Regions from separate parts of the Homo sapiens genome. Here region 1 is linked to region 2. Evidence: read pairs that join two places in POLR2A ChIA-PET (ENCODE). Cell type or tissue: Caco-2. All regions are shown on one strand. Region 1 holds the start of HOXB13 (homeobox B13). Region 2 overlaps TTLL6 (tubulin tyrosine ligase like 6).

The links. Peaks named below come from ENCODE experiments on the same cell type or tissue, not always from the same donor. Only the 100,000 strongest peaks of a DNase experiment are listed, where the experiment ranks them.
Region 1: POLR2A ChIA-PET joins it to region 2 with 10 read pairs; 15 of 35 experiments call an interaction of 5 or more read pairs at or near these places.

Annotation. Positions count from the first base shown.
Region 1 is chr17:48,727,341-48,729,840 of GRCh38, reverse strand. HOXB13 (homeobox B13) reads left to right here and starts at 1,091. Exons shown (of 2, transcript NM_006361.6): 1 at 1,091-1,848. The coding sequence starts at 1,248. In Caco-2, no CTCF peak of the experiment used is centred here; DNase peaks (open chromatin) are centred at 740 and 1,100; H3K4me3 peaks cover 1,574 bases.
Region 2 is chr17:48,794,693-48,797,192 of GRCh38, reverse strand. TTLL6 (tubulin tyrosine ligase like 6) reads left to right here. Exons shown (of 16, transcript NM_001130918.3): 7 at 1-132; 8 at 1,047-1,132. Among named protein-coding and RNA genes, the nearest start is that of TTLL6, 21 kb to the left of the region's middle. In Caco-2, no CTCF peak of the experiment used is centred here; DNase peaks (open chromatin) are centred at 939, 1,302 and 1,562.

The sequences.
Region 1 (2,500 bases), 67 kb after region 2:
CTCTCTTCTTTCTCTTTTCTGACTGACACTTCAGGATTTTACAAGATTTTGTCCCATCCGCTCTGTCAGCTTCTCTCTTTCCCTCTTTGTGTTGCTGTCCCTGAGTCTCATCTCTCCCTCTCCCCGTCCCTCCCTCAAGTCCTGTGGGTCTCCGTCCCTCCGTATGTCTTTACTTAAAGGGAAATCCAGACCCTTCCACAGGCCACTCTAGAGGCTCCATTTCCCCTTCAGGTCCGGAAGTGGAGTGTCCTGGGTTCCATCCAGATCGCATGTCTTCTACGTCTACGTTCGTGTCTCCCGCCTCTTCCCTCAGCCTCACCCGAATCAGGGCCTCCAGAGCATTCTGGGCAGTAGCGAGTCCCTGGGTAAGGGGCGTCCAGGGCACCTCCCTGGGGCCCGGAGCAGCTCATTCCAGGACATCTGGGACAGGAAGGGTACCGGGAATGAACTGGGGTGCTAGTACCCAGGACCCAAAGCCAGGGGCTGCCAGAAATACCTATTAACCCCCATTTCCCAGCCTCCTCTTACACAGGCGCATTCCCGGGTTCTCCTCTGAGGCCGGGAGCGGCCTCCCAGCCCCACCCCCGACTCCCCTTCCCCCCCAGGAGATGGACACTTTATAGAGAGAGCTTTTTATTCTCTCGTTAAACCTGTCAAAGCGCAGGAGACAGAAAGCTAGGGAGGGAGAGGAGGAGAAGGAGGTGGGGCCCGGCTCCTCGTCCCCTCTTCCTCCGCCCACCACGCCTCCCCTCCCCCCGGACGTGTAAATGAGACTCTGCAAACTGGAAAGCAGCGAAAGGACACCTCCTTCCTTTTCTCTCTTGTTGTTTTTAAGTGGAATGAGAGAGAGAGGAGTGGAGAGGGAAAAGAAGAGAGAGAGGGAGAAGAGAGAGAGGAGAGAAAGAGCGAGAGAGCGAGAGAGAGAGACAGAGACAGAGAGAGAGAGAGAGAGAGAGAGAGAGAGAAAGAGAGAGAGAGAGAGAGAGAATAAGCTGGGGTAAAGTATTTTCGCAGTTTCTGCCTTTAGGATTTTATTAGCTTCTCTCCCCCAGGCCGCAGCCAATCAGCGCGCGTGCCCGGGCCCCTGCGTCTCTTGCGTCAAGACGGCCGTGCTGAGCGAATGCAGGCGACTTGCGAGCTGGGAGCGATTTAAAACGCTTTGGATTCCCCCGGCCTGGGTGGGGAGAGCGAGCTGGGTGCCCCCTAGATTCCCCGCCCCCGCACCTCATGAGCCGACCCTCGGCTCCATGGAGCCCGGCAATTATGCCACCTTGGATGGAGCCAAGGATATCGAAGGCTTGCTGGGAGCGGGAGGGGGGCGGAATCTGGTCGCCCACTCCCCTCTGACCAGCCACCCAGCGGCGCCTACGCTGATGCCTGCTGTCAACTATGCCCCCTTGGATCTGCCAGGCTCGGCGGAGCCGCCAAAGCAATGCCACCCATGCCCTGGGGTGCCCCAGGGGACGTCCCCAGCTCCCGTGCCTTATGGTTACTTTGGAGGCGGGTACTACTCCTGCCGAGTGTCCCGGAGCTCGCTGAAACCCTGTGCCCAGGCAGCCACCCTGGCCGCGTACCCCGCGGAGACTCCCACGGCCGGGGAAGAGTACCCCAGCCGCCCCACTGAGTTTGCCTTCTATCCGGGATATCCGGGAACCTACCAGCCTATGGCCAGTTACCTGGACGTGTCTGTGGTGCAGACTCTGGGTGCTCCTGGAGAACCGCGACATGACTCCCTGTTGCCTGTGGACAGTTACCAGTCTTGGGCTCTCGCTGGTGGCTGGAACAGCCAGATGTGTTGCCAGGGAGAACAGAACCCACCAGGTCCCTTTTGGAAGGCAGCATTTGCAGGTACCTCTATTACCCTGGGTCCCCTTGTCTCTGAGCCTGGGGTTGTGGGTCCCAATGGCATTTCCCTGGGAGGAGGAGGAGGGAGACTTGGAGCTGGTGAGGATGAGCTTGGTGCTCCTCCCTTGGTTATTAGGACTCTGAAGGAGGTCTGAGTAGCTGGAGGGCCTGGATGGAGGTCAGTGTGAGGGGCCTGAGCTGGGTGCTATCTGAAGCCTGAAGGCCACCTCACTTCTCCAGGAGGCCCTGGGACCAGCCTTTCAACATGTCTGAGAGGTTTAGATCTCTTTGCTGTTGAGTGGGGATCAGGGTGTCCCTACCCAGCACAATTCCAAACTAATTCTACACAAAAGCTAAATAACTCTCAATTCGGTGCGTGGGGAGTGGGTGTGGGAGATGGGTAAAAAGGTATTGGATGTACTGTAGAGAATACAACCTCTCACTTTCTATTAGATGAGTTTTCCAATTTCCAAAGAAAAATTTAGGTTTCCTGCAGCCGTGACATATGTGTGTGCACTGGGATGGGTTAATGTGTGTGTGTGTGTGTGTATGCGCATGTATTGGGAGTGGGGGCAGAAACGTGTTTCCAGAATTTGCCTGTAGAATCTAAAAGAGTGGCCAAGAGTCTGGAAATGCATGAAGACTGGACGTATGT
Region 2 (2,500 bases):
GATGGGTTTAAGTTTGACCTACGGATTTATGTACTGGTGACATCCTGTGACCCTCTCAGGATTTTTGTGTACAATGAAGGACTGGCCCGCTTTGCGACGACCTCTTACTCCCGCCCTTGCACAGACAACCTGGTGAGCTAAGGAGACACACTACCTCACCCTACCCCCATAGCGTGATTAAAAAAAAAAAAATTCTAGTTAAATCCACATCCTCAAGACATTGTGAGTGTCATTTGTTGAGCACTTGCTATGTGCCGGGTTTCATTTAGCGCTGCCAGGATCCCTCAGAGAGAGGGATTATTATCCCCATTTTACAGATGACGAGATTAAAACCCAGAGCATAAGGGACTTGTCCAAGGTCACACAGCTAGGAAGAGGTGAGTCTGGGGCTTGTGGCCAGGTCTGCCTGACTCCAAAGCCAGAACCACAGTTCAGGGGTAATCAAGGAGAAAAGGCCGTGGATGAGCAACCCTGCCATCCCCACCTTTCCTGGACCCCCAGGACTCCTGAAGTTTTTCTCAGGCTGGGCACCACCCAATCTCAGAAAGAACTGGAGTTTCTTTTTTTTTTTTTTGAGATGGAGTCTCGCTTTGTCGCCTAGGCTGGAGTGCAGTGGCATGATCTCGGCTCATTGCAACCTCTGCCTCCTGGGTTCAAGCGAGTCTCTTACCTTAGCCTCCTAAGTAGCTGGGATTACAGGTGTGCACCACATCCCCGGCTAATTTTTGTATTTTCAGTAGAGATGGGATTTCACCATGTTGGTCAGGCTGGTCTTGAACTCCTGACCTCGTGATCTGCCTGCCTCAGCCTCCCAGAGTGCTGGGATTACAGGCATGAGCCACCACGCCCAGCAGAATTGGAGTTTCTTAGGCTCGAGGCTGCAGGACACCCCTTCTTACTTCCTGTATTTTGCCACACTAAATAAGCCCTAAAACTTCCCTTTCTTTCCATCCCTTCAAGCCCCAGGGGCCATGGGAGGGCACAGAGAGGAAGCAGGGGGCCTGCCCTTCCGAGCTGACCCGACAGATGTGTGTCTTTTTCCCCAGGATGATATCTGCATGCACCTGACTAATTATTCCATTAATAAGCACAGTTCAAATTTCAGTCGAGATGCACACTCTGGCAGTAAGAGGTAAGGAAGAGGCTTCATTTTTCTTTCCTTTCCCTACCAACCTCAGAACTGCTTTCTGGGATTCTACCCAAACCCTGTTAGTCCCCATCAGTGTTTCCATCTTGGGTCACATGGTCTGAGAATATACTCCTTTGCCTCGCAACCCAGAACAAATTCCTTCATCTCTGCCCTCTTGGCTGTTAATCATTAAAAGAAGGCCCCATCGTAAACCCTGGGAGGCTGGGAGGAGGAGAGATAAACATGAGCTGTTTCCCCAGCAGAATATATACACACACCAAAACATACCCTTATTACAGTTGGCCCTTCTGATATTTCCAAATCAACAGATATTTATTGATCGCTAGTCTGCCACGTGAGAAGGACTTGCCAGGCAGTCATTGCTTGGCCCATGTTCCCCTGGACGTTGCTCCATTAGAGATTCTCAAATGATGTGTCACAGTGCCCTGACATGTGGCTAGCCGGCTTGAAGATTCCTCAGAAGGGGGGAAATTGAGAGCAGTTCATGAGAGTATCTTCACGAGAGGCTTTTCCATTCCTGTTATTGTCTAATCGGGTCTCATTTGAGTTTTAAGAAAACGGGGGACTGAAGAATGTGAACTTGACCAGGTGAAGGAGGAAAGGGAAAAGGAGCAAGTATTTCTGAGGCTTCATGTGTGTTGGGGTCTGTGCTTGGTGCTTTCTGTGCATTTTTTATTGCTGAATTTTTCTTTTCTTTTCTTTTTTTTTTTTTTCTTTTGAGACTGAGTCTTGCTCTGTCGCCAGGCTGGAGTGCAGTGGTGCGATCTTGGCTCACTGCAACCTCTGCCTCCCGGGTTAAAGCAATTCTCCTGCCTCAGCCTCCCAAGTAGCTGAGACTATAGGCATGTGCCACCACACTCCGCTAAGTTTTGTATTTTTAGTAGAGACAGGGTTTCAGCATATTGGCCAGGATGGTCATGATCTCTTCACCTCGTGATCTTCCCACCTCAGCCTCCCAAAGTGCTGGGATTACAGGCGTGAGCCACCGCGCCCGGCCTATTCTTGAATTTTTCACAGCAACACTATGGCAAAGGCATTACTATCTGCCCTCTGTAGGTGGAGAACTGTGAGTTAGGTGCCATCTCCATCTTACAGATGAGGAAACTGAGTCTCAGAGGTTGCGTGAGTTGCCCCAGGTCCCGCAGCTGTGACTGCTAGACTGGGTGGAGAAGCGAGGTCTGTTAGACCCCAGAGCTCATTCTCTTTCCGCTGCACCAGGCTTCAAAGGACCTCTGAACAGGCAATTAGTTTGGCTTCAGACCATCAGAGAGGCATGTGACAGTTCATGACCCCCTCAGTGGCAGCATTCCAAAAAGCACACAGAAAATCGCTAAGTTAAGGCTGCTTAAA